7 separate regions of the Mus musculus genome follow, and all the other regions are linked to region 5. Evidence: chromatin loops called from intact Hi-C (ENCODE). Cell type or tissue: left cerebral cortex. All regions are shown on one strand. Region 1 overlaps Plxna2 (plexin A2). Region 2 holds the start of Gm16897 (predicted gene, 16897). Region 3 overlaps Gm51784 (a long non-coding RNA gene). Region 4 overlaps Plxna2 (plexin A2). Region 5 overlaps Plxna2 (plexin A2). Region 6 overlaps Plxna2 (plexin A2). Region 7 overlaps Cd34 (CD34 antigen).

Region 1 (4,000 bases), 62 kb before region 5:
AACTCAGTTAATCTGTGTGGCTGGGGGGTGAGCACTTAAAAAGGTAGGTGGAAACTTATTGTGAATAGCCAGGGATACCTGTGATGGGCTTTGTGAAACAGTGTGTTCTGCTCCTTTCTCTATTTTTACCTCTCTGTTTTGACACTGCCTTCAAAGAAAGAACTCCAATGCCCTTCCAATAATTGCTGTTATCTCCTCTTCTTTTTCCCCTGCACTGATTACCAAACATGGCCCCAGCACTGCTCAGCTGTGACTGGCATCTAGGGCTCACAAAGGCCTGAACTCAGCACAAGACAGCTGAGCTAAGCACATGTCCTGACACTTACCTCATCATGTGAAGTCTGGCTTCTGAGTTCATTGGTTGCTGACTGTTCCCAGTTTGCTAAAATCTTCTTAACAAATCCTCGATGTCAGAGGAGCTGATTACAGCATGCCTCTGGCCAACAGGAAGCTTGCTGTTTATTCTCATTCACAGATGTGGGGCTGTGACATATTTCCTCCAACAAGGCCACACTTCCAATAGTGCTATTTCCTATGAACCTATGGGGGCCATCTTCATTCAAACCATCACATCTGGTGAAGATGTGTAACAATAGAGGACTTTGAGCCAGCCTTGCTCTCTCTGGGTATAGCTGCCTTATGGTTCATGCAAGAAGTAGTGCTAGAAATGGCTAAGAGCAAAATTCAGAGCCAAGCTCTCCAAGATGGATTCAGGTTACTGGTGCTTGTGCATCCAATTATTTCATATAAAAACTTCTAAGCAGATATATCTAAAGTACTCAGGATATGAGCAGGTGCAGGAAGTATTAGATGTGTCCTCTAGCATTTCAGCCATTTTTCCATGACACCAGGGATATGGGATTGGTAAGGCTTCTGAAAGTCTCTTGAAAAATCCCATAATTCTAGTTTCTTATACTGTGAACCATGGTTACATTTTAGACTTTATCTAGGATTTGCTGAATGCTTACCATGTGTGAATGTATTATCTTAATTGTCTTAATTATCTTGAAACAAGCTCTGTAAGCCCCATGTTATATTCATCAAGAGCTAATACAAGGAAGTCTCAGAGAATCCCAGTGAAGTTCTCAGTATCAAATAGCAGATATGTGGCACAGTGAAACTCTCCTGTGGTTCAGCCTAGTCTCTCTCTGCAGTGGGACAAAGGAACAGACTGATCTTTGGTGCATAGCTGTCTCATCTGCAGAAGATGTAAGGACAACTCAGTGCCTCCCACGATTCAGCCAGATCAAGGGCTGGAGTTAAGTGTGTGTGCTGAGCCCATCTCAAGGGTAAGTGGAGGGCTTGCCAATAAAAATGTTACCAGCTGAACCAGCATTAACTAGCCATATTGGGAATGAGATGAGGGGAACTAACGCTAATCCCCTCATTACCAGCTTGACCTGCAAGAGGGCAGCCAGTTAGGACTCAGGCAACATCTGTTACTGCAGCCTGCTCAACTCTCATTCCTGGAAAATGTTGCCTGAGCACAAGCATTCCACAGCACACATGTGAGTATGCATGGAGACACTGTGAGATTGTGTGCATCCATGCAGATGCTGTTATGCAGGGACTATTTTGCATGTGCAAACACTGGAGACGTGTACATATATGAAAACACAGTGTGCATGCATGTATACACTGTATACATATATGTAGATATTGCATACATATAGACATTGCCTGTGTGAAAACATTGTGTGTGCACATTGTGACTCAGTGTGCCCATGTGCAGATACTATATGTAAACATACACAGATACTGTGCATTCATGTGTAGCCATGTGTGTTAATGCAGACATTTTTGTGCATACATTTAGATACCATGTGTATGTGTACTGTGAGAAGTTATAGATACATGTACATACATAACACTGAAATACATACATCATTGAAAGAAGTAGAGACCCAAAGGTTCAGCCCTTTGAAAACAAAAGAGAAGTTAGCAGAATACATGTGTCGGGCCAAATGTCTCTTGGGGAAGAGTTCTCAGATTGTTAGTCTTGCAGTTACAATATAATTGGGTTTTTTTTTTTCAAATGTGTCCATAGTTTGCCTATTACTGCAAGGGCTGTACCTACCACCTTGTACCAGCTACTTTTAGCAAGAAGCTTGAAATGTGGGAAAGAAGGAGGTGGAGACTTGGAAAGTCCTGGCAACTATTTGCTTGGGGGATGGTGGGGAACAACTCACTGGAGTACTGTTCTATTCTTGCAGAGATACCAGGGGGAGGAGGGGGAGGAGGAGAAACACAGAAGGTAGAGTCATAAGGATCATCAGTTGGTGAAGATAGGAGGGAGCAGGGGCTATTAGAGGGAGGGAGGCACGGTCCAGCTCCCTGCATGTTCATCAGCCAGATGTGGAGATAAGGAGGAGACGGTCTAAGGCAGAGCACAGAATGGAAACTGGGAAGGAAGGGTAGAAGAGACAGGTGACAAAGTCTGCATATCTAAGCCATCAGTGGCAAGTGAGAGGAATTTCCATGCCCTTGTTAGGAAGACGCCAAGATTCCAGAAGTTGATAGGCATTAAGCTGACTGGGCAGACAGTAAGTTCTGCCAGTCTTCCAGTGCTGGTATTACTATCATGAACCACTATACTTGACCTCTTCTCCTTGGGTGTTGGGGATGAAACGCATGGCCTCATGCTTGTAAGGCGTACATTTTATTGACTACTGAGCCATCTCCCTACTCCTTTGCTTGCTTTGAGGTTCTCCCAGGCCTATTCCTAGGAGGTTACCATACACCTTAATAGCCTTTCAGCTTCCTCTTTTTTTCAGGCAATCAAGCTGGTGTCCCGTGTTCTTCCTCAGTGTCTTTGAGATGTAAGGGAAATTGGATTTGGCTCCTGCTAATCTGAAACCTGCCCAGTACTGGAAATTCTCTGGCCTGGTTTGGCCTGTTACTACTGTTTTGGGAAAGCTGGAAGAGCCGGGAGCCAGCTGTGGTTAGTACTTTGAACACTAACGACTTTGTAGAAGTTCCTGAATGCCTTAGAAACAGATCACCATGGCTATCCACCATCTCACCTCAGAGAAAGGATGGCTGACTCAGCAGAAGCTGGGAAGTGCTACCTGGAGACTCCTCCCTGAAGAGGATATAGAATCTAAAGTGATACCTTCTGGGGAGAAGGCTAAGGGGAAGATAGAGATGAGGCGATGGAGAGGACACATTATGCTCTTATTGTTCATACTGGCCCACTAATTCCAGCTGATCATCTCACAATGATAAGGTCTCAAGCATAGAAGGTTGACGCTCCTTTCTGAGGAGTTACCCCCCTCCCCTCTACTGCATCATTCCAGTTCTGGTAGGTCTTATGGGTCTACAACACCTAGGAAGGGACAGAAGCTATTGACTTGAAGGAAGACTCAATAATGTGACCTTGGAAAGATCCTATCAGGGCAAAGAAAGCCCCTTAACAACAAAGAGGTGAAGTCTCTTGTTTCTTTGGTTTTGCCCTTGGCTTTAAGGCCTGAGGTAGAGGCCTGAAGCAACAATGTTTTCAACAGTAACCCACATTCTCCTGGTAAATGGGCCAGAAGCCTGAGAAGGCTAATTGGGTACTACTGCAATTCATAGACTCAATGAGAGATAAGGCCCTGGGGTGCAGAGGTCAGTTTTGATGGAGGGTTAAGAAAGATAATCTTCGGGGCTGGTGAGATGGCTCAGTGGGTAAGAGTACCCGACTGCTCTTCCATAGGTCCGGAGTTCAAATCCCAGCAACCACATGGTGGCTCACAACCATCCGTAACGAGATCTGACGCCCTCTTCTGGTGTGTCTGAAGACAGCTACAGTGTACTTACATATAATAAATAAATAAATCTTTAAAAAAAAATAAAAAAATAATAAAAAATAAAAAAATAAATAAGTAAAAATAAAAAGAAAGATAATCTTCCTCAGAGTGTGTAACCAAGCCTGACAACCAGAGGCTGAAGTCTGACAATTGAAAGACACCTAGAGGCTTAGGTGGGGTTACAGGGTGGAACCAGATTGATTTCTTATTCA
Region 2 (4,000 bases), 350 kb before region 5:
TGAAAGAGCAGGAGGAGGAGGAGCCAGATTTTTCCACTGAAAGGAAAGCATGATTTTCACCACTGCTTCTGTTGCCCTGGTAACCAGGGACAGCCCAGTGGAGAGTACAGTAAAAGAACACCATGTTTATCTTTGCTGTCTGATCCACTTCCCTGTACACCCTTCCCTGGCTACCTCTTGTCCCCTAGGCCTGCTTCAAATGCCTTGTAATGCCAGCATCACTGTTCTAGTCTGCTGCTCAAAACCTCAAGGTCAGAACTAATCCTTATTATCAAGCACAATGTATGGATATGTTCCACATCTTGGAGTCATTCCACCATATCCACCTGCCATGCCGGGGAGAATGGCATCCACTTAACCAAACAACTCACTAGGCAGGATGAAATGGAGAAGACTGCCCAGTCAGCACCTTTCTTACTACTAGACTCCTGGGGTACACTGAGAACCTGCTTGGTCAAACCCTCCTGTTCCAGGATCAGAAGGAGCCTGTCTGGGGATGAGCTGGGAGAATAGCTCTATCCAAAAACTTCCACAGATCCTTTCTCCTACATGGAGATGGGCACCCTATCAGTGTGACCTCAGAACAGAGACAGAGCTATCACCATGGGAGATTATATAAGTGTTGCATAACATGGTGGCACCATTAGCACCAATGCAGTTATCCAATGCCACTGACAGGCCAGGAGTGGAAACCAGCCCAAGGGGCTGGCATACAATCCTCTTGCCACCAGTGCCAAAGAAACCCAGGCTCTTACTGCCTCAGCCCTGTCTATACCTGCTCCTTCCACCCCAGAAGACAGAAAGACTTCCCTGGCTCTTGCATTCTTCTTCCCCTTTTGGGTGGCAGATGGAGGCCACAACACCAACACCACCTGGCTAACAGCAGACTCTATACGACCTGGCAGGAGGGCATCCAGGAGTCTGGGAAAGGGAGGGGTAAGGTCTAGAGACCCCTCTATCCTGACACAACAAATGATGCAGCAGCAACAGGTTTGGCTGTGACAGCTGTCCTCTGCTCTGCCATTTGCTGTCTCTAAAAAACAAATTACGCTAAAAGGGGGAGGGGAGCAGGGCGGGGGAAGTGGACCATATTTGGCAAATGCTAACTAGGAAAGGGTCCAGAGTAAATTCACCCTGTTTCCCCATAGCCCCATTTTTCCTAAAGGAAAGCTAACCCACCACCTAGGAACTTTAACTGTAGCACGTAGAGCTGTCAACAACTCCGACCTATGCTGCTCCATCTCTGCTGCTGCCTAGGTTGCCAGAGCAGCTACCCCGAGGGCTTGCTCCTCCCCCAACTTGGCGGCGCAGGCGTTTGTGGCTAGTGGCTACGCAGGCGGGTCAGGGGCCCTGATGGCCAGTTCAGAGCTCCATTCAAGTCTCCCATCACCACTACCACACCCACGTTATTAATGGGAGGGTGTGGGACCGCAGAGAACCTGCCCGGTGGCATCCCCTCTGGCTGCACCTGCGTGTCCCAAGCTACGCCTTTCCTCACGCACCTCCGATCCTCTGAAGAGCTAGAAGGAGCAAGCTTCTACGTCTCGAATGCACTGCGCCGGTCCTTGCCCCTCAACCACCTGTCTCTGCTTCCCTTCCACGAAGCTTCTCCAAGTCGCCGCACCCCTGTTGCAGTACCACGCTCGCCGCCTACTGGGAAGCCGAGTCACGGGGCACCGTTCAGGTTCTTGCGCCCCGGTCTGCGGCCCCTCAGGCCTGCGCCGCCCAGGCCGCGATCCGCGCCCGCCCGCCTGTGAGGCAGCAGTGGAGGGGTAGGCGCGGCCGGATCCGGCAAGGAGAGGTCATGCGCGGCCGACCGGGCTTATCCCGTGCCGCAGCTCCTACCTGAGGCCGCCGGCTTCCGACGCTGCACAGCAATCGCGGCCCCAATGCGCGGCGACCCGCGGAGGCGCAACACTGCGGACTCCGCTTCGAGAGCTCCGCCCGCTCTTCCCACGCTCCGCGTCCGCGCCGCGCCACCCTGCGGCCAAGTTCGGCGTTGAGACTTCTGGGAACGCGGTCGCCGCCGCCCTTCTGTCTGAACTGCGGCAGAGGACCTAGCCAACTTCAGTTTCACCGCAAACAGGCCCGCCTTAGCCTGAGTGCTTCTTCAGAGCTGTCCAGATCCTCACTGGTCCTGGTTCCTCTGCCCTGTTCTTCCAAAGTTTCTCTCTCGCCACGCCTCTTATAAAGTAAAGGGTAAGAGATGTGGGTCGAGCTCAGGGAACCAAGGGCCTGTGTGGTGAGATTCCCAGATTATGCTTCTGTCAACCTGTAAGTTCTTGCTCAGGAGATGTTTTCTTGAGAGTTCTCTGACTTAGACCCTTTAGATAATTGGAGAAGAGCTGTCAACCCTCTCTCTTTCCAGAAAAATGCACACCCACACAGAAGCAGAGATTTGTATTCGGGGCATTTTGAAACTTCTCAGATTACCATAACCACCAACTTCAGACCTCTGTAGGTGTCCATGTCAGGCAAACCAGTTGGCAGTTTCTGAATCTGCCACCTTGCTGTCCTTTTGGGACATCTTCAACAGTCTCCGGGCCTATGTTTCTGACTAAAAACAAAACCAACCAACCAACCAACCAACCAACCAACCAACCAAACCTTTTTGTAATCCCAATGATGGGGAGTGGAGCGGGCTGGTTGCTGGCCAGTTTAGCAGAAACCTGAACTCAAGATTTAGTGAAAGATTCTGTCTTGAAAAATAAGATGGAAAGGACTAGAGGAAGATAAAGGGTCTCCACCCCCTCTTTAAAGGCTAACACATGAGCCTCTTGCTCCTTTATGATTTTCCAGCATCGCATTCATTCTGCTATTTAACCACTGTTAGATATACATGCACCTGTTGCTATTTCTGCAGTTGATTGTAAAGTCTTTTAAGATCAGTGTTTTGGAGCCGGGTGTCGAACGCCTTTAATCCCAGCACTCGGGAGGCAGAGGCTGGTGGATTTCCGAGTTCGAGGCCAGCCTGGTCTACAGAGTGAGTTCCAGGACAGCCAGGGCTATACAGAGAAACCCTGTCTCAAAAAACCAAACCAACCAAACAAACAAACAAAAATCAGTGTTTTCCTTCTGCAACTAAGGTAATTTACATGGTTACTTTATTTTTCCACAGTTTTAAATATTCCAAGTGAAGGAGTTCAGGGGAATAAAAAGCCCAGGGAGATACCCAGAGGAAACTATACTCTGGTTGCTCCAACACCAATATATATTCTCCCGTGGCTGGAAAACAAAGTCCTCAAGGTGGTGAAGTTAATCTCATTTCCTTCTCTTCTGGACAGAAGCAGCCTCGATTCATTGTTTGTTAGAGGGAGCTAGGATACGAGTTCATGCAGAATGCATCTGTAAAGCATCAAATGTTCTACCACTAGTGTCCATGAGTCCAATAAGGAGCGCCATCCCCTACCCATCATTGCACTTGATAGAAGAAACCACAATGCCATCAGGTATTTTTCACTTCCTACAAGTTGATCATCATGTTCTATGATTTTCCCTGGGAGATATATACAAACCAACCTATGACAGCCAACAAAACAGTTCTACTCAAGTTTAGCTCAGTGAACCAGTGAATGTATTGGGGTGCCTTCTAGGAACATGGATGACTGAAGGTAGCTGCATCACCTGAAAAGCCCACTCTCACCATGAGTGACAACTCATCAAATCTGCAACTGTGGAACTTCCTGCCCTATTTACAGACATCTTCTCTCCCCAGCTATTGTTATTACTGCTTATATAACCTTAGGGAGGGACCTGTAGCTTGTAAATTTCAGGAGCTTCTTGAGACTTTGAACCCTTGTAAATTTAGTTTGCTTCCTGAATCTTAAGAAGATTGCCTCCAGGAGAACATGTTTCAGTAAGGAAGCAACTCTACAGTACATCATATCTATACTCTTCTTTTAAAATCAAATCTCAGAGGTCCTCTTCCTCTCTATTCTCCTCATCAGGACCATTATTTCTTTTCTGAATTTCCATATTTGTCTCCAGCCCACCTACACTT
Region 3 (4,000 bases), 290 kb after region 5:
AGGGAAATCTTTGCCTATAAGGGTAAGGTCTGGAGATGCCCTTATGGGATGAATTTCATGTTCTCAACAAAGCAGACACAACTCCATCACAGCCTACCCACTTCCTCACCCAACACTTCACTGCTTCCAGACACCTAACTTTTCCCTTGCACCCCTGAGTTTAGAATATATATGCTTCAGCAAGCATATATGCACAGGAGGGTCTCTGCTTCTTCTACTAGCACAAAGATCTACCCAAAGCTGTCTCCCCTATCTAGGACTACTGTAACTTCACTGGCCTCAGCCATATTGCTTTTATGGAGGTTTTTTTTTTTTTGTTCCAAACAAAAACAAACAAACAAATAAATGAAAAAACCAAAGTATAGATTTTTATAACTGTGTTGGTATAAAGACTCCTGAAACACAGACTAAATTCATTGTTGGGTATTTAGTTGTATGATACTCATCTATTCTTCTGAGTGAAAATAAATTTTCATGGGCTTCTAAAAATGCTTTGGGCTTGGCCTGAGTGCTGGGCTCCTAGATTATCATACCTAGACAAGTCTACCCCGTGTCTGAGAGGCTTTCCCTTCCTTGACAGCACCTAAGACCTTCCCTATCCCTTATATTTCATGATCTCCTTTCTAATACTCTACCCCTGCTTTGCTATCTGTTTATCCTGTTTCCCACTAACCTGAATACTGCTTGAAAGAAAGAACTGCTTTGTCCACTGTAGAATTACACGTAAGGACCCAAGGATCCAACCTGCAGACAACATGGAACAGGTTCACACTGAGCTGTACCAAGGAGAGGGAAGCTAGTAGGAGCTAGTCTTTCAGGTGAAAAAGTCCTGCAAAAAAGGCTGAGGTCAGCACAATGATAACTATGGCAGTGTGGTGGGAGTGGAATGAGGTTCTGTCTTGGCTGTTTCTCTTGTTAGCAGGGGTTTGACCCACCCACGGGCAGCAATAGACCTGCTACTGTGGTCAAAGTGACCTGTAGATCTGGGAGGACAAAAGGCTAAGTTACTTTTTGGCCAGTGAGGCTTCTATGCCCCAAGGTAAATGCTGTCCGGAACCCAGCAAAGCAACCTGCATGAGAGGGTCCTGTGTGACTACAGCAAACAGAGAAATAAAAACAAGGCAATCAATAAACCTGAGAAATTTCATAACTATGATTTGGGGTCAGTTTGGCTGGAGGGGAGAATTTAATTGCAAGGCTCCTATGTCTCAACTGCCTAAGGCTAGCAATTGGAGTGGGAAGATGGAGAGCCAATGCTGATTATGAGCAGAAACTGAGGGCTGAGGGTACAGGGAAGCCTGACAACCATCTGTGGTTAGAAGACTGCAGATGAAGGTACTGGAAAGTAGGTGCTTTGAATCTGGCATTTCTGCTTTGAATGGCATTGAACTCAAGCAAAGTGATAATCTGTTTTACATTCTGGGATTTGTTTCTATAAAAGTAAAAACCCAGTAGATACTATACCTATACTAACTAGAATATCATTTGGCACAGAGGGATAAGAAGCTTACGATTCAGTCCCTAACTTCCAACAGCTAGATAGGTTGTATGTGAATCTCCTCTATACAATGACAGTGTGAAGTTAAAGCCCTCATAGACCTCCGGGCTATGAGGAAAAGCAAAGAGCAAGAGAGAAGTGGGTGTTTGGGCTGGAGCATTGACTCAACTGTTAAAGGATAGGCTCACAACCAATAATCTAAGAGAAGTGGGTGTTCATGAGTGGGCTGCAGTGCTGAGCTAGTTCCACCTGCTAATTTCACTGTTAGGCTGTATTGAGATTCTCATCATCCTGTGGCAGTAATGGGAAGACTTACAGTTTGAACATGTATTGTTCCTCTGTGGGGCTTGTTACTAAAGGCATGAAGGCATGGTTCCTAGCCAATGGCAATATATAGACACACACACACACACACATATGCATACATGACACACTACCTTTTAAGAGCATAATATAATTACATCATTTCCCCATTCTCTCCCTTCCATATACCCTTCCTGATTGGTGAAACCTGTAGATGTACCTTTAAAAAATGTTCTGGGAACTAAGTGGGGCCTAGATAGATGTATGGCACTGGGTGTGTCACTGGGAGTTGTATCTTATTCTAGAACTCTCCTCTTCTCTCTTCATATAAAGTGTTGCCTTTTCTATGTGCTTCTCCTACCATGACTACCTGTGTCATCATCAGTCCAGAATAAACATGACTAAGGACTCAAAACTCTGGAGCCATGAGCTAAAATAAACAATTAGCTCTTAAAGTGGATTTCTCAGGGTTCCTAATAGCAACAAAATGTTCTAATAGGAGCCACAAGGAAGATATTAGGAAGGCAATATAACACCCAACCCCTTCCCTCTTTTCTCTTTCCCTGCATCCTATCTGCTACAAGGCTATCTGATTTGGTCCATCAGGAACTCTCTGTCATGATACTTTGCCTCACCATAATTCCAAAGTGACAAAGCCAAGTGATCCTGGACTCACACTATAAGCTAAAGTATCTTTCATTCTTATACATTGACTATCTCAGATATTTTTGTCACAGTGATGGAAAGATGTTTCAGATTTGATCTCATCTGAACCACATTTTAATTAGTCTTTGTGGGTGTGCTTTTTAGATAAGATAATGGTTATCTACAGTGATGATGTCTCTTCCTCAAGCTCCTGCTGCCTTCTTTCTATTATTGTCATGTCATTATTCAATCAAAACCAGTCTTAATTCTCCCTCACTCTGCATTTAGGGGTCTGCTTCAATGCTTTTCTGGTCTTGGAAGTTCTTTCCTTGTAGCCTCACTTGGGTTGAGTCACAACTCAGTTTATCCTTTTCACTCATAGTATCATGGTGGGATGGTATACACACAGTGCCTTGTTTGTCATTCCACCTGTCTCATTCTATGTTATACTCTTCCTGGAATATCTTCAACATTAAAGTGGCTTTTCGTCACCTCTTTAAGGAGTCTTCACTCAGGCATTCAACGGAAGCTTTATTTTCAAATGACACAAACTTGTTTTGAGCCCTCATTCTTGATTTCATAACTGCACTGACTGAACTGTCTAACAACTATTAATGGACAGTCATATTTATCCATGGCTGGGAAGATAACAGATGAAGAGAATTCTGTCCAGCTCCTGCCCTGGTGGCACTGAGTTAGGGGATATTACCAACCCAACTATATTTCTAAAGAGCTATCTGGCAGGAGTTACCCCACAAGCCTACATTCCTAGCAAGTGGAACTCTTTACTAACCTCCTGAAGGGTGGGCTCTTAAGTTCATCTGTAGACTTGGGGATGGTATGTATTATTACTGAGGAAGCAGTAGCCTACTTCAAGCTTCTTCAGTCATTGGTGATCAATGGCTTTTTCTTTAACAGGAAGATGCTCCCCTGAATCACAAATCAGATGGGATGGCATGTACACAGTGCCTTGCTTCTTCCTGCAAATCTGATGAAGTTTCATTTGGAGTGTAGAAGAAGGGTCATCCACACATTAGATGCTCTCACCTATTCAATTCTGAGCATTGGGAAGCATAGTAGAGTTGTTACCATCATGATGGAAACATCTGAGTTTAGGTCCATTTTTTTTCCACTTTATTATGACCATGTACAGCCAGCCCATTTAACCTATTTTTCTTATATATAAATGGAATAATCACAACATCATAGCCTATATCTACTTTATAATTTGCCTAAGAAACATAGCATGAAATCATTGAGAAAAGTGATCAGACAGAAGAATACAAGGTGAATACATGAAGTTAGGCAGAGACATGCCCAATGGGGGAAGAAATTAAGAAGCATAAGGATGTGTAACATCCCCACCAAGATCTCAAAGAACATTAGGAATATAAATTAAAAGCATTTATTAATTACCTTCTGTTATCAGTTGGTCAAAAAAGACTATGACCAAGTATATATATATATATACAAACAACAATCTAGGAGTCAAGAGAAGCTCTGAGGCTATACATGAGAGGTGCATGATGAAAACAAGAGGAGAGTTTGTGGGTC
Region 4 (4,000 bases), 80 kb before region 5:
ACTCAACACACACACACATCTCCACACGTGCTCACACCTCCTTGCACACACACTATATACCCCACACACACTCACATCTCCCCCACCACAACACACATATCACATACCACACATACACATAACTCACTCTACCTCCCTACACACACACACACACACACACACACACACAACCCCATCCTTAGTTGTCCCAGCTGATAGAAAAGTCTCCCTAGTTTGTCACTGGAGTCCAGCTAACATGGCCTTCAACCCCTTACCAATTATATCCCCAACTTTTTCTGTCTTTGTACCTTTATTTTACAATTTGTTGTATTGTCAGGATCCTAATCCTCCTTGCTGATCTAACCCAAAAGCCACCACCTCTTCTACTGACCGTTTAGCCTCACAGTTGCTGGACTGTCTCCTAGTAAAGTTACATGTGTGAATATAGGTAGTTGTCTCCTTAAATTAAGGACCCAGAGAAGAGACTAGACTGTATATGCCTTTCTAGGCTTGGTACTGCTGTATACCCTGCCAGCTCTGGTACTACTTGATAGCTAAAGGTCTGGGTCCATCTGCTTAGACTAGCCAGGTGGATCCAAGTTAGCACAGTTTGCATTCAGTGCCCATTGTTCTTATCAGGTGAAACGTCTTATGCCCATCTTTTCAGTGCTTACAGCCTTCTACTTATAGCCTTCTGTGGTCAGCTCCTCCATTATCCTCACATTATAAATGAGAAAGGCAAGGCATGAAGGGGTGAGGTGATGTCCCCCAAAGTCACAGAGCCTTGGGCAGAAAGTTGGGGTCTGAAGTGTTGTGCTTTCATTATTCTAGGTCTCTGCCCATCTCTAAAAACAAAACAGAGAAGGGAAGAAGACTTCTTGTCCCACCTCGTTCTTCCTGCCATGAATCTTTGGACCCTGGAAATAGAAACATTCATAGAGATGACCACTGGTCCCAGTGGACTGGCAGAAGATCTCAGGAGGAAGTATTATTATAGTCCAAATATTGCTATAGAAAGAGCTGCAGGGTCTCAAGGCTGGTAGAAAGTAAGTGTTGAAGTCAGGAAGATAGGTCAGAGCTGGGGTTGAACAAGGATGATAGAAGGAGGAAGAAAGCACTTATCTTCCTATATCCCCAGCTTCCATCTCAGGGGTACCCATGTATCCTGATCTATCTGACATCCTGGTAGAGCCTGAGGGCACAGAAGATAGAGAGTTCAGCTTAGTAAGAGGATTTACTCCCCATGGCTTTTAACAAGAGCCACCTATGACAACAGACCCCTAATTAATTCAACTCCAGGCTTTTCCCACTGATCAAGGTGTGGTTTGGGAAAGGGTGGTGAGCAAGAACTGTCTCATCCACTGCACCTGTCTCTGTGATGGACAGATGCTAACTTGCTCCCTGGCTTCACTGTTGAGTTCTCTTCTAGTCACCTCACTGCTGGACACCTTCTTCTCAACACATACTGATGCTCCACAGCTGTTGGGCATAGTGCCAGCAAGGCAGGCTCTGCTGGTGGCAGAATGTAATACAGCAGGTGCCAGGTTCTTACAGGAGATGGGAGAGAACTGAGGTTGGCCTTGGGCTCATGAGGAAGAAATTCTTCACTGCTTTTACCTGAACATTAGCAGATGTCCCATGAGATACTGGTTAGTAAAGCAGAAAGAAGGCTCTTCCCCTCACACTGCCCCAGTCCTCTTGATGCTGAAGAAAAGGCTTCAATTGTCCCAGATGCTGCATACTACCTGACCTTAGCCAGAATGGCACCATTCCCAGGAGCTGGCTGTTGCTAAAGGTTGTGTAAGTTCAACAGAAAGTGACCCAAGAACGACATGGAGCAAAGGGACCCTAAGATTTTCCCAAAGCTGTGTCAAGTTCACAAAGGCAAGAATCTACAGTACACAAGACTTCCCCCAGCAGTCACTTCTCAGGGCTATGGGTTTCTTTCAAGATCCCCCAATTCCCATATGTCACCTCCTTTCCCATATGCTACTGTCCCTTCATAGATGATGACTTAACTATCCAGGGTAGGGATCACACCAGAGTATTCAGCCTCAGCTAGGGGTGGTAATTCCTAATTTTCTCAGGGACAAAGTTGGCAAGGGCCATGCCACCTGCATGGCAGTGCTTCAGACCAGATGAAGAATAAGATAAAGAACATAGAGAAGCCAGAGAAGTTGGGAAGGGATGGAGAATAGGGCTGTTCCCGCCACCTATAGGTGTGGATGGGACCAAGTTGAGGAAGACCAAGCAGGGAGGTAATTTTCAGGTGGCAGTGGGTCATTCTACTCTCTCCTTTCCACGGGAGCAGGCTGGGAGCCAGGAGAAAAGGGAGGGCTAAGTGCAACCAGCTAGGGCATTTGCTCTTGGAGCTACCAGCCTATCTGGGGAGGTGGCTTCTCTCTGGATGAGAAGGAATAGTTTGCTAGGGTCTCCACAGGGTCTATGCTGGGGACCAGAACATTGAAGCTACTGGATCCACTAGAGGACAGCAACATTCTGCCTCTGACCATTTTTTTTTTTTAACTTCCTAAAAAGGAGTAAAGTGAGGGGGTGGCTTTAGTCCTTAACCCACAAGGAAAGCAGCTGGAGCGGACCTACCCACTTTTAATCTGTGACTTAGAAAGAGCAGGCTTTTGTGCCAAGCACTAAAGCATCCCCCTCTGCCCCTCCCACGCCCCCACTCCCCCTACACTTGCTTCTCTTAAAAGAGCTCTGTACCTCTCCTGGGGCTGTGATCATTAACTGAACAGCACTTTGCTTCTTGGTGCTTTTGACAGTTTGGCAGTGATCTGGGGAGTACTAGAGAAGCTGCAAGGAAGCATGGGAGGGAGGCAGAGGTGTGTTCAATAGATCAGCCTATGTATGCTGATTCTTGGCTCTGCTATAACCCTATACCTGGTTACACTGGCTCATGGCATGCTGGGTGAGAGTATCTGGGAAAAGTGGGGGCCATGTGGATTTTCATCTCAGCTCCTTCAGCTACCATTTGGAAGCTTTAGGGCCCTGAACTACAACCACTTCAGACAGAGATTCCTCCAAGAGAGGTGGGAATGAGCATTGTTCGTTTTGTCTGATCCTTGAACCTTCCTAGGGCTAAGTAGGGAAAGGGCTGAAGCTGAGGGCTGGGTAGCCTGTGAAGTTATCCAGGCAGAAGAAACCCAGTCACTATTCAGCACCACCTAGGGCCTGGGCCTTTTCTAAGAGAAAGGGAAATAGATGGAACAAAAAGGAACTCACAGATACCTATCAAGTTGTAACATAAACCTGACTCGATGTCAGGGAGGAGGTAAATTTTGGCTCCTGAAAAACCATCTCTGATAAAGCACTTCCAGAAATGTCCTAGACAAGTTTTAACCACAAGGAAGGAGGTAACTCAAAAAAGGCAGTGGGTCGGTCTGCAGTTTCCCAGAGAGCTTTGTTCTTCCCTGGTTTTCTTATGGCTTCTCTGTTAATGCTAAAGCAGCTATGAGCACCAAGCACCTTACACTAATCCTCACTTTACCATCAAACCCATGTCACAGATTAAAACCTGGGACTCAGGCAGGTGAGGCAAATAGGCACAAATCACACAAGCAGCCAGTCCAAGCAAGGCCTGAACTTGAAGCAGTGTATTGGTCTCCCTGAAAGATGCCCAGCTTTGCATTTTGTGTGATGTTAACATTTCATTGTCCTTCATTTTAACACTCATCTGTTTTCATCTGAGTCTTGATCTAAGTGCCAACATAAATTATAAATTCCCAAAGGTAGAAGCTGGATCCAAAGTCTTCATTTTATTCAACTTTTGTTTTAGCAGCATGCCATGCTCAACGGGGTACTTTTAAATTTCATTCCATCCTTGGTCAACTTAGAACTCTGGAAAGCCACAAACTTGGACTACAAGATCTTAACCAGTAAGCTCTCTTTCCTTTATGGTCTCAGATGCTTTTATTGTTTGTTACTTCATGGGAGTGCCTCCCTGAATATTGGTTATTGCATGGATTTCATAGCCTTGGCACTTGATGAGGGGTTAATATTATAA
Region 5 (4,000 bases):
TTCTGGGATATTGGGGAAGAATGCAGCAGGAAAACCTCTCCATACTTTGCTGTGAGAAATGGTGTTGTAGGAAACAACTCTAGTGCTGCCTCACCCATGGGGGAAGGGCAGAGGGTAGGGAGGTAGAATTAAATAGCTCCTACTAACAGTACCCTGGATCTCTCAGGTACCAGCCAGTTCTTCCCAGAAATCTGCCATGTACTGAGTGACACAGGGTACAAGCTCTGAGCAACAACCTTCTTCAGGAAGGGAAGGAGGCTAGTCATGGCTAACCCCACCCTGCCTTCTTTGCCTGGTGCCTGGGGGGGTGTGGTTGTGCAGTTCTCTCCCTCAGCACCAGACATTGCGGTTGTGGTTCCTTGAAGGCGGAAGCTTTTGCCCTTCTATCCTTGGGCTTTGAGTTACCACATTTTTGGCAGCACACAAGCACAAGATCAATCTGCACCTATTTAAATCTGAATGTGTTCTGATTCCTGCTTTCAGTGTCTGTGTGGCTTGCCATAAGGGGCAGAAACAGTAGCTCAAATACTCAAGTAATGTTCTCTTAACACCCAAAGGAGAAACCAAAGCTACAAGGTAGGCTGTTTAAACATAAAAAAGAAAGTCTGTGAGTCTGAGTCTTCGCAGAAGGTGGAGCAGGGCAGAAATGGGGCCTCCAGAAGGCTCTGGAAGCCTCTGAGGGGTGTGTGTGTGTGTGTGTGTGTGTGGTATGTGTGTTGTGTGCAAGTCTGCACACACATGCATGTTGGGGGTCATAGAGGGAAAAGAGTCATTTACCTTACCACATATTCAGTCTGTGCCCCAGGGCCCCTCCCCACCCTGCTTCTGAAAGACAAGTTGAACTTACTGTTCTTTCTCTCATCCTGAAAGTAATTTCAGGCAAGGAAAAGCAGGATTAAACTTTCATAACCGGACACATTTATCTTGTTTTGCTTCTTTCTTTCCCTATGTCCTCCCTCCACTCCACTCTTGACCCTCAGTAAGTTTAAGCCAGAGGGAAGCTGAGATTAAATATCAGGGGATGGTATCAGATCTGGAGGGACACTGATCTCTGATTCCCTGCCCATCCCCAAACTTCAATATTTTTCCATCTACCATTGGACAGTTATTATCTCTGTGGATGAGAGAAGCCTCTGCACTCTATGCCTGTTCTCCCTCAATATTGTCCTCCTTTGAAATGAAAGGGGGAATTAGAATTCAGAGACAGGCTCCCAGGGAGAATATGAAGACAAAGATTAAGTCAGTGATACAACGTTGACATGCGTTTAGTTCCTGAAAGGTCTTTTTAAAAAAAGTCTCCCTCGGAGCAGTGTTGCCACTGCTGAGACTGGCTGGAAATCCACATTAGGGAGTAAGAAGACGAGCAGGCCTGTGACAGGGACTTGGGGATGGGCCAAAATTTTACTTGCTGGTTTAAAAAAAAAGGCAAGAGTCACTTGATGAGACATCCAGGACTGAACTGCCTGCTGACTTGAATATAACATCCCTTCCCCTAGCCACCCAGACATGAACTGTATGGGTTAAGCCTCTCTCAGCCCCCTAAACCCAGACAAGTCCTGTGGGGCTGGCCTCTCAGAGTTATATCTATACACACACACACACACACACACACACACACACACACATGCATGCACAGGAACCTATACATTCCCTATGATGCTAGCCTCCCCTGTAAGCCTGGTGAACATTTTATAATGAAGCTGATCCTTACTTCTTGGGCCCTTCTCTCCCCTAATCTCATTCCTCTGTGCCAAACAGGGCTGAAAAGTTCCAGCTCTGCCCTCTGCCATTCCAGTTGTGGTCTCTGAGCAGTAATGGCTGGGGGTTTCCAGTATAGCCCCCCCTCCCCCGGTTCCCCCCAAATAAGAAAAGAAAAAGCACAAAAGCCAGTATTTCAGAACCTGTGGTTTTGAAGAGTCCCCTCTAGTGGAGAAAACCTGCTACTTTGGCTTCCTGCATCCCAGAGCCTCAGGCTCTGAGCTCACTGAAGGAGCCTGTGCCTGGGGCTCAGTCACTGGCTCTCCCATCTCAGTACACTGTCAGTATCTTTATCTTCCCTGTGTCTCCTGCCTGTCTCTCTGTTTATCTGAGACCTTGTCTACATCCTGACTTCTATTATGGCAAGTGCGCCTTCATGCCTGTATCTTGAGCTACATGCTCCATTTCTACCTGCGTTTCTGTAGAGTTCAGCAAGGCAGCTCTGATGAGCCAAGTACTTTGGGAGGACCTCCTATCAAGTGATCTAACCTCAGATATCTAGAACAGGACCACAGGCCAGAGCTGTTCAGAGTCTTTAGTGAACCAGTCTTTCGGTAGGAAGAACAAGAGGCTTTGTTCAAACTCCCTTCTCTATCCCCCGCTAACTCATTTTCAAACAAACTGGTCACTATTTGTACCCAAATTGCTTGGCGTTCCATGTGAAGCCAGACCTCTCAACTCAACCAGCCCTTGTCTTCTCCTCAGTCGCTGGCTGCACCCTGACATGTAAACAATTGGTAAAGCCTGGACAAATGGACAGGTAAGGAGGGATGCTTAAAGAAGAAGAGGGGAGAGTGAATGGGTCAGGTACTATGCCACGGACTATAGGAAGACAGCAGAGAAGGCCAACACCAACCACTCTGTTCGGAGAAGAGAAGACTGCCGGAGAACACCTGCTGGTTCTCAGGGTTTCCCAGAGATAACCTGCTACCCAGATGAGAGACTAAGCCAGACCAAGTCAGGATAATGATTAACCAGCTGCTGAAGCAGGGAACTTTCTGGAGGAGCTCAGTTGTAAGCCTTTCTTGCCACCCTCCCTTCCTTCTCTCATCTCATACTAGAACTCCATAGGGACCTTATCCCCAACAAAAATGATTCTCACTTCTATTCCTGCCCTCCAATCTAATATTGAGCAATGAGTTGTACAGAGGTTCCATATCCCCATATACTAGGAAGTAGGGCCCAAAGAAGTCTGGGGGCTGAGCAGAGGAAAGGGGTGGCTTCTTCAGACCAGCCATTTCCAATAGGCGCAATGGGACCAGCTGTTTGACCCCAGCGAACTGCCTTTCTTTTTGTCTCCACGGGGGGGGGGGGGGTCACCTTTAGAAATGACCAAAAAAAAAAAAAAAAAAAAAAGCAGGGGATGGCACACCCACCCCTCATTTGCTCTAATCAGGCATGAAATCTTTGTAACTAAGTGAAAAAACTGTTTCCCATAAGGGAATCGGTTCCATTCATCATTGTTTGAACTGAGCATATGTGATGGGAAGAAACAGAACACTCACATAGAATGAATTGATAACAGACAGCCCTGGGGGGAGGGGTAACAATGGGAGAAAGGTAGTGTTGGGGTGCTGTACATATTAGCTGTAAAAACTTCACCCAGCACCTCAAAACCCGCTTCTCTTGCTTTCCTGTAGGCAGTCTTGGATTATTCCAGCTAACAGACTGTAACACAATGCTCCTGTCTCTTTATGATCTGCATGGGGTTAGGAGGGGGGTTGGCTCTGGTTGCCTCTCCATTTGCCATAATGGACAGAAGTATATTGTACCCTAGTCTCTCTGTGCAGAGACAGCTGTATGGCAATGCAGGAAGACAGCTGGGGAGGGGGGACTGGAAACAGGAATTGCCTCCCCGACACCAAATCCTGTATCTTCCAGAGGCAGTCATAGAAAGCAAGGTGGAATAGAAACCATAAGGCTCCACAAACAGTGATGACTCCAGTACCAGAAATATTTCGGGATTGCTTGTGCTGGCAAGCTTAAAGCTCCTGCCAGCTGCTGTCCTGTGTATTTAAGCATGTCACTGGCTTCCCCTCCTGCTCCTGTGTCTCCTTGCCCATGAAATAAAGATTAGCTGAATAATCAGGAGTATTTGTAAGCAGGAGAGGGGGCCTAGTAGAGGCTGTTTTTTGAGGCTTCCCAACCTTATTTAGAGCACATAACTCCTGCAAAACAGATGCTGAACTTAACCATCTACCACATATACAACTTCTCCTGGTCAAGGATGTTGGAGGGCAGT
Region 6 (4,000 bases), 98 kb before region 5:
TCTCCCCTTTTATAGGTCAAGTAGAACACCCCCCCCCATCCAGGAAGCCTCCTCTGATTCAAAGCTGGGAGGATCTTGATGTGTTTCCAGCCCTGTACACACTTGACTGTCAGCTATGCTTACATGTTCCTCTTGTGTGTATGTGACTGTATGAAGACAAGCCTAGTGCTGCAAGCATTTGAGCCCTAGGTGGCTACTGGATGAGCCTCTTGGTAACTGAGTGGCTGAGACACTGACCTCATCTTTGCCCATGACTCCCTTTCAGTCTTCCTTCCACTGAGTCTACCCACCCTAGGCTTCTTATCTTTAAACATTGCCTGCAGGATGGAAGCTGAACATGATCTGTTTCCTAAGCTGCCAACAGCTGATGGCAGCTGGTGCTCTTCCATCTGGTGGCAATTTCAAATCCCAACCTGTTTGCAGAGAGGAATGGGGAGTGGGAATAACAGGTATGGGAAAGGAAGGCTAACTTATTCATAGTGGCAAGTGCTCAGGGAATTGAACCATGAAATGTCAAGTAGAGATACCAGGTTCCTAAACTGGGCCCAGAGAAAGAGCATAGAGCCTGCTAGAAAACTGCAGTAAAGTTTGGGTCGCAAACAGTGAAAGCCAAGCCTTGAAAGAGAAGTGTCAACCCCCACTACTCTCCTGCAATGGCATAGAAATAGAACACCTCTTCAGGACTGACACTGCTCCTTGGCCATGTAGGGATAGTTACTTCCTTCACACAAGTACCCACCAGTACAGACATACTCACACCCAGGTCAGCTTCCAAGCACAGTGTTCCCAGTGCCCTTTGAAAGAATTCATTTCACAAAGGGGAAACTAAGGTTGCAATTAGCCTTGACTCAGCCTCCCAGATGACTCATAAGACAGATGCATCATTTTCTGTAATCTACCTACCTTCCCCTGAATCCCTTTATAGACCTGAATTTGACCCTAAACATTCTCATGTAGACAGCCCTAGAGAGAATCATTGCTGGGCATGAGTGTGAAAGCAGTGTGCTAGACTCACAGGCAATGAAGACAACCTTACATCTTTATGTGAACCTGCATAGCTGGCCACTTCTGGATGAGGGGTGAGGCTTTACTTGAAGAATTCACAAGAGGTCAGCCTCTCACCTCCGAAGGGCATCATTCATAGAGCCTGGATCAAAGTTCTAGGGGGTATTTATGAGCCTATGTCATTGTGAATGAGAAGCTTGTAGAAGACTGTTCTGTTCCCATCTCTAGTCTCTATACAATCCTCTTATGTACAGCTTGCACACCTACTCTGGAGGAGGCCCAGGACTTCAGACACTACCTCTTCCCAAGAGTTCTCTTTCTCTTCTCCCTCTTTCCTTGGCTCATGATGAGTGTGCTTCTCTCAACACCTTTGAACTGTATCTTCTCATCATTGCATCACTGTCCCAGTGATTGGTAGATAGAAATAAGGGTTGTGTTTTTTTTTTTTCACAATTCCTCTGATGTTGCTCTCTTTTGTGTTGATCAAAACAAAACAAATCAGACTGTCAGTGCCTGACTGAAGCCTAATTGGAAATCCAAAGTGGCACTAAATATTATGGTCTAAATCAAATACATTCAGTTATCAAAACTGAATACTGAGAGCACTAGTGTCAGTGTCAGAAAGGGCTGAGTAGGAGAAGGCTGAATTCTGGAGTGTCATTCCATCTCTGCCTTGCCATCGTCTTGGTAAGTCCTTTCTGAGCCTTAGAGCTCTCTAGCTGGGACCAGCAGTTGAGGGAATCCTGGCATTCACTCTTGGATGGTACTGGAGAGGCTGACTGAGGCTTAGCATCAACACTTTTTGTTTTCTGTACCTGCTCTCCTTGCAAGGGTTTCCTTTGTTGAGGACAGGGTGGAAGAATGCATGCACAGGGGGTCGTGAGATTACTGTGGGGTCTCTGAATGGCATTGGTGGTAGTGGAAAGGATAGGAAGGCAAAGGCTTTGCCATTGCCCAGACTTGCACCTCACTCATATTTCTACCCCCAAGAGCTCTACAAACACCCAGTTTAGGTCATTAAACCTCGAGGGAGCCTTACATCCCTTATAGGTCTAAAATGGGTAGTTAATTGTCTTTCAGTTTCCATTAAGGAGGAGAGAGCATTCTTGGCAGGACCCTGTATATAGTACACAAGCCAGTGACACAAACCTCTTTGTTTTTTTCTCTCTCCCTTTCTTTCTTTCTTTCTTTCTTTCTTTCTTTCTTTCTTTCTTTCTTTCTTTCTTCCTTCCTTCCTTCCTTTCTTTCTTTCTTTCTTTCTTTCTTTCTTTCTTTCTTTCTTTCTTTCTTTCTTTCTTTCTTCACTTTCTTTCGACACTGAAACAGTGTTGGCATCCTTTAATTGGGTTTTTAAACAGACTACCACTTCCTTGGAAGAGCCAGGTTAGGAGAGCTTGTGTTTTCTGGAGCCTGGAGCCCTTGATAGAGAAATTGCAGGATGGGAGCAGGCACAGCAGGGGGCACTGTTTTCAGAGCTAGAAATAGAGCTTTGACTGAGGAGGCCTGGTGCAGAGGCCCAATCCTGCTGTTTACCAGCTTTACTGCTATGGGCAAATTAGCAAGCCAGACTTAATTTCAGTTTTCTTATCTATAGAAAAGGCTGGGAAAATAGTACTCATTAGCTGAGGTCACGTTTGTTAACTAAAAGAAGAAAAACACTGGCATAAATATTAGATTTCAACACATCTTAAATAAGGCAAAGCTGAGAGGCCAGGCAACCAGTAGAGATTATACTATAGGTGTGGTTATAAATTGAATCTTGCTCTGTAAGACTTGGCCTGGTGATAGGCATGGGACATGACCATAAAACCATAATTACAATGCTAACATGTATTAAGCAGGCATGCAATGCCAGATACTTCTCTGAGTGCTTTTAAGGCATTAATTCATTGAATTAATTCACTAAACACTGAAGCAGAGACCACAAGTAAACACATTTACACACGGTGTTACTGAAGCAGAAAGGTGAAGCAGCTTGCCCAAAGCCTCACTTCAGTTAGTCCTGGAGCTGGACTTGATGGTAACTGCTCATAGTAGGTGACTGCCAGCCTCTTTAAAGGTTTACTCTTTGTTTTCAAAGTCCCTTTGGAGATCTAGGCCCCCTTTTCTGTGAAACAAAAGGCTGCCCTTCTTAGATAATCTCTAAGGCTGACTAGCTCTGGATCCCTGTATCAAGGCAAAGAGGAAACCTTTTCTGGAGACTTTAAACCTGAAGGGATCCGTGTGAGAACACTTCCTGGAGGGTTCAAGTTGCCCCACTCACTGAGCACTCTGAATATGGACAGAGGAATAACCTAATTCTACTTCTTACCAGCAAAATTTGACAGCCCTCCCTAGAGCAGGACTCCTATTTTTTTTATCTCTACCCAAAACCCACACTTAATAGTGCTGTTGTAGTGAAAAGAGCAGGAAGAAATCATAAGGAGACTATCTCCAGGGCAGACCTATTTATAAGATATTTGCTGGACCATTCCTTAGAAAGACAGCCTTGTCCAAATCTGCATATGCAAATGACTTACCAGTGGACAAAGCTATGCATTATACATGGTAGACACTTAATGGTCTGCTGAATGAAAGAGGCTATATATGCAAATGATATGCAAATCTCTCCGAGTTTAATTTGACTCTTGGGAACATCTTCAGTGACTCTCTGGGGCCTAGGTTGTTTTAAATTTTTTAAATTAAAACTTTGTACACACAACCACTGCTTCCTTTTGGCTGTGCTGAGGGAAGCCGCAGTCAAGTTGGGAAAAGAATGCTGGGCTGAGCCACGTTAACCAGCATTAGCCCTGTGTCTCCTGATGACAGAGATTATAGTCAGGGCAAGTGAGTCTCTGTTTGGGCATCTGGAATTAAGTTCCAGTAATTTCCTATCATCCTATTCTTGGAGCATCACTATGGGCAGTTAGGGTGTCAGCCACCAGCAGTTACTAGAAAGAGAAATCAAAGCCCCTGCCAAAGCTCAGAGTGGACTCCCCAGACCCCTGCCCATTTG
Region 7 (4,000 bases), 340 kb before region 5:
AGTCCAGAAAGCAGCAGACAGCAGATCCCCTAGAACTGGAGTTACAAGTCATTGTAAGCCATCTGTTGTGGATATTAGGAGCAGAGCCTCCATTCTCTACAAGAACAATGAGCTTTCTTAGCCACTGAACCATCTCTCCAGTCTCTCTTCTGCTTTCTTTAAACAAATGTTACTAAAGAGGTTTCTTTGACCAATGAGCTAATTACTTCTGAGATTCTGTCCCACCCTATTGAAAACATGGGGCTGTCATTTGTGGCATAACAACTTTTTATATATTATTTTCCCCTTTTTTTCACAAATGGGGAAACAGAGTGAAGAGGATTTGAAATGTAATACAAGGTCACATAGCTAATATCAGATTATCCAACTGTAGCTTGTCTGACTCCAAAGACTCATAGGTTGACCACAAAGCAGCTCAAGCAGGTCCAAGCAGTTCTATTCATGGACTAAGTGTAACTTAGGAAATCCTTCTGTGTGAGCTCAGAGGACAGTGAATTGATTCACCAAGGCCAATGACATTCCAATGAGTTAAAGTTTAGAATAACTGTTGGTCTATAGTTTTGTGTCTGAGACCCTTACAATGCCATAGTCCATCTCTGCTGAATGACTGCCCTGATTACTTCATCTGCTGGTGCTGCTATCCCTGAATTACATTGTGTGGTGTTCATCTTTGGTAAGCCATGCTCAGGGAAGACAAAGCAGACAGTCTTTTGCTTATTGAATACTAACGTCATATGTAAATCAATTTCATCAATTTGTTTGCCAGTGGTGTCTAAAATGGCTAGCCAAATTATGGAAGCTCCTACAAAAAGTTCTACAACGAGCTATGAAAAGAAATGTTCATTGCTGTCCTAGTTTTGTCTCTGTTGATACGATCAAACACTGACCAAACTCAACTTGGAGAGAAAAGAGGTTACCTGACTTATCAAGGCTAATTAGGGCAAGGACTCAAGACAGGAACCTGGAGGCAAAAACTGGAGTAGAGATTGTGGGAGAATGTTCCCCACTCCCCTGTTCTCAGGTTCATATCCTGCTATCTTTCTTATACTTCACAGAACTGCCTACAATGATCAACAATTCAGAAAAACCATATAGACATGCCTACATGCCAATCTTGTAAATAAAATCCCTCAAATAGTGTTCTGTTCCTTGGTAGCCATCATGGTTATCAGGTCAACTCTTAAAATATCACAGTGATTGTCTGCAGGCCTCAGTACTAAGGTTTCCATCTCTACCAAGGGGTCTTGGAACATATTGAAGAGGAAGCTTATCATAGTTCTGAATATTACCTGAAGATGTTTGTGTATTTTTACTAAGCTAAAATATTTTGCTGTCTTTCTCCTCTTCTAGAGCTCTTTGAAAGCCTGCTTTATCCTGCCTTTAGAGCAGCAGCCACACAATGCCCTTGATAAAGACTTGTTGAATGGCTAAATTGCAATAGAAAACCCTTGGGCTATGAGTAGGTTTATAAGGAAATGAGTAACATCCTATTGCAAAAATGTTGTTAGCCTATCCCTGAACTTATGCCTTGGCAAAGGGACATAAGTTTGATTTGTTTAGAAGAGATAAAAAGAGGGTAGTATACTTGTCCAGACTTGAAGGACACTGTCATATATCTGTTTATATGTAAATCTGGCAAGAGTCCATTTGCACAGTCATAATGAATGTAGAGCCTCAGATCTTCCCAGGATTTTTGTTCTAGGCTCAGGACCTGCTAGGCTTTTGAGTCCTGCACAGTATACAGTGGTGAAATGATGCAAAAATGTAGTTCTAAACTCACTCTGAAACATGCCACTGGCATCAAGATACCCAATTAAAAGAACCCAGAAGCCTCTGCAGAAGCACGGGAAGCAAAGATGAGAAGAAGCCTCATGCTCAGGGCATCCTTCCTAAATCTTTGGTGTGGGTTTGCTGTACACAAGGAGTGGAACTAAATGTATCGTTAAAGTCCTTTCCATTGTTACCCTGCTATGCGTGTGAGCATGTGCGTGTGTGTGTTAATAATGTGGTAAACAGGACTAGATTGTTAAGGGTAGGCTGACACAAGAAAGAAACCCAGCAAACACAAGATACCAGTACTGAGGCTGAACAGTGGGAGCCCAGCAGGGCCAGCAGGTGGTGCCATTGCTGCATCATGATTTTTAGGCCGGATGGGAAAGGATGTTTTAAGGAAGCAAATGAGGCCTTTAGAGTAAGCTTCTAAGCTATCATGGACACTACTCATCTATCCCCAGAACATACACGTACCTTTCCCCTAAGCCTTTACCCTCAAAAGCTCAGAGTAAAATGATCCTGAGGCCCAGGTGCTGTTTCTCCTCCCTCTAATGTTTCCAAAGACTCTATTCCCTGAACCTATTACTTCCAGACACCACTAACCAGGGCCAGACCCTTAACTGGTCATTCATTGTAAAACATGTTACCAAATGGAAGCTAACTAGACTTTTATGTTCAGTCACCATCTTGCCTTTCTCTGATCCCCCAAACAGTCACCACATTTTGGGCAAGGTCGAGCCTTGTCCCTTAGTTTCCCTAATCCTAGGGAGAAGTTTCCATTAGCAAAGTTAGACAAAAACTAGAAATAAATAGGTTGAAGATGTGTCTGATTTTGACAAGATAAGACTTAAGGAATACATTTTTGTTTAACCTCTGACTCCCTATGCACTTAGGGGTGTTTCTAGAGGCCTCTGAAAGTCCAGCATCGCCCCTTTCCACTTCTTGTGGCATGAGGGCAGATCACCTAGAATCTGGTGTGAGCAAGTGCTTATATGTGGCTGCTGTAATCTGGGATTGGTAGCCAGATACAGAATAGAGCTCACATAGTCCTGCCTGGTTGTGCTATGAGCTGGGTTAGAGGATGCTCAGATAATATGAATCCTTTACCCCCTCATTTGTATATTTTGCATGCAGCTGCTTATATGCCTATCTTCTCAGAAAGATGTTTCTGAATACCTAACATGCCTCACCCCTTTGAAAGAACATTTCAGCCTGCCCTTCTCCCTACTATGGAAAGCTTTCAACCTCTCTGCCTCTCAACATGGAAAGGAACTTTTCATAAAGTTACAAGTTCTGGGTGCCCTGGCTGGTACCTGTGTCCCTCTCCTATGGCAGTCTTCTCCTTGGTTGACTTCCCCCATACTGCCATACAATCTTCCCAAGCCTGATATGGAAACCAGTCGGTCAGTTAGCACAGTCAGCATTATAGGGCCACATCAAATATTTCATCATCAATTTAATTACATCATTTTCACTCATCACGTTTATTCAGAAGAGAATACACCCAATCCTCTCATCTCTGGAAAGTTTTGTTCCTAGCCATCATTAAAATCAGGACCCCTGTTCTCCCCTTAACCCCAGGAGAGGAAGCTTATAGTCTTTGTAGATATTCTGAACCTCTGATCACAAAGGGTTATAAAATAGTGAAGGGGTTTGGACTAGGAAAGGCACAGACTGAAAGGAATCTGCCAGGGGACTGAGGCCACAGCTCCCCCAGGAGTCAGAGGAAGGGGGAAGTCACGTAATTTAGAGAAGGCCAAGGGCCTCAGAGCAAGAGTATTCCTTTGAAGAGCTCAGGTCAGGAGGTTTAGCTCAGCTGGGCCTGGTAGCTCAAGCTACTTGGAAGCCTAAAGAAGCTGTGTGAAGCTCTGGGTTCAAACCCCAGCAATAAAATAAAACAAAAAACAGAGGCTCAGTTCAAAGTCTAATTCCACTGTCCTGTCTAGGTTGAACCAATGAGATTTCTGTGTGGGCCCAAGGGATCAGATTGAGCTGTTGCTCTAAAACATTGAGCAGACTCCAGACAGAAAGTTGTCCTGGCCTCTGTAGACAGACATTCAGGAACAGGTGAACAAGATAGAAGTTGGTGACTAAATCCACAGTGTCTTGAAGTTATAAGGGATGCATTTTTTAAGGATGTATTTTAAAATAGCACTTTTCTGGCTGTACCCTTGCAAGGGAGCACATGTCAGTGAATACCTTGGTTTCCATAAAGTAGGGGAAGAAG

What was found. A loop is a pair of places that touch in the nucleus more often than their neighbours do. Peaks named below come from ENCODE experiments on the same cell type or tissue, not always from the same donor. Only the 100,000 strongest peaks of a DNase experiment are listed, where the experiment ranks them.
Region 1: it touches region 5 in a loop (2.5-fold over the local background); 4 of 42 quality-filtered maps call a loop at or near these places.
Region 2: a loop joins it to region 5, with 2.8 times the contacts of the local background. A loop is called at or near these places in 11 of 42 quality-filtered maps.
Region 3: it touches region 5 in a loop (2.9-fold over the local background); 2 of 42 quality-filtered maps call a loop at or near these places.
Region 4: it touches region 5 in a loop (3-fold over the local background); 7 of 42 quality-filtered maps call a loop at or near these places.
Region 6: a loop joins it to region 5, with 3.0 times the contacts of the local background. A loop is called at or near these places in 24 of 42 quality-filtered maps.
Region 7: a loop joins it to region 5, with 4 times the contacts of the local background. A loop is called at or near these places in 17 of 42 quality-filtered maps.

What each region holds. Positions count from the first base shown.
Region 1 is chr1:194,684,297-194,688,296 of GRCm38, reverse strand. All of the region lies in intron 3 of Plxna2 (plexin A2), which reads right to left. Gm46202 (a long non-coding RNA gene) reads left to right here. Exons shown (of 4, transcript XR_001779695.2): 2 at 1,155-1,289; 3 at 1,395-1,508; 4 at 2,775-3,298. Among named protein-coding and RNA genes, the nearest start is that of Gm46202, 33 kb to the left of the region's middle. In left cerebral cortex, no CTCF peak of the experiment used is centred here; DNase peaks (open chromatin) are centred at 366 and 2,160; H3K27ac peaks cover 1,678 bases.
Region 2 is chr1:194,974,303-194,978,302 of GRCm38, reverse strand. Gm16897 (predicted gene, 16897) reads left to right here and starts at 1,344. Exons shown (of 5, transcript NR_033564.1): 1 at 1,344-2,199; 2 at 3,285-3,449. In left cerebral cortex, CTCF peaks have their summits at 1,774 and 1,979; DNase peaks (open chromatin) are centred at 1,087, 1,279, 1,671, 1,980 and 2 more places; H3K4me3 peaks cover 2,464 bases; H3K27ac peaks cover 2,529 bases.
Region 3 is chr1:194,328,398-194,332,397 of GRCm38, reverse strand. All of the region lies in intron 1 of Gm51784 (a long non-coding RNA gene), which reads left to right. Among named protein-coding and RNA genes, the nearest start is that of Gm51784, 11 kb to the left of the region's middle. In left cerebral cortex, no CTCF peak of the experiment used is centred here; a DNase peak (open chromatin) is centred at 1,699.
Region 4 is chr1:194,702,130-194,706,129 of GRCm38, reverse strand. The region is part of intron 3 of Plxna2 (plexin A2); the gene reads right to left. The region is part of intron 1 of Gm46202 (a long non-coding RNA gene); the gene reads left to right. Among named protein-coding and RNA genes, the nearest start is that of Gm46202, 16 kb to the left of the region's middle. In left cerebral cortex, a CTCF peak has its summit at 2,464 (motif pointing right); DNase peaks (open chromatin) are centred at 1,544 and 2,604; H3K27ac peaks cover 1,310 bases.
Region 5 is chr1:194,622,561-194,626,560 of GRCm38, reverse strand. The region is part of intron 1 of Plxna2 (plexin A2); the gene reads right to left. Among named protein-coding and RNA genes, the nearest start is that of Plxna2, 4.7 kb to the right of the region's middle. In left cerebral cortex, CTCF peaks have their summits at 1,747 and 1,950 (motif pointing left); DNase peaks (open chromatin) are centred at 1,391, 1,972 and 3,642; H3K4me3 peaks cover 2,719 bases; H3K27ac peaks cover 1,586 bases.
Region 6 is chr1:194,721,007-194,725,006 of GRCm38, reverse strand. All of the region lies in intron 4 of Plxna2 (plexin A2), which reads right to left. Among named protein-coding and RNA genes, the nearest start is that of Gm46202, 3.3 kb to the right of the region's middle. In left cerebral cortex, a CTCF peak has its summit at 2,463 (motif pointing right); a DNase peak (open chromatin) is centred at 2,466.
Region 7 is chr1:194,960,494-194,964,493 of GRCm38, reverse strand. Cd34 (CD34 antigen) reads right to left here. Exons shown (of 8, transcript NM_133654.3): 8 at 3,202-4,000. All of the region lies in intron 2 of Gm16897 (predicted gene, 16897), which reads left to right. Among named protein-coding and RNA genes, the nearest start is that of Gm16897, 14 kb to the left of the region's middle. In left cerebral cortex, a CTCF peak has its summit at 2,105 (motif pointing right); a DNase peak (open chromatin) is centred at 2,116.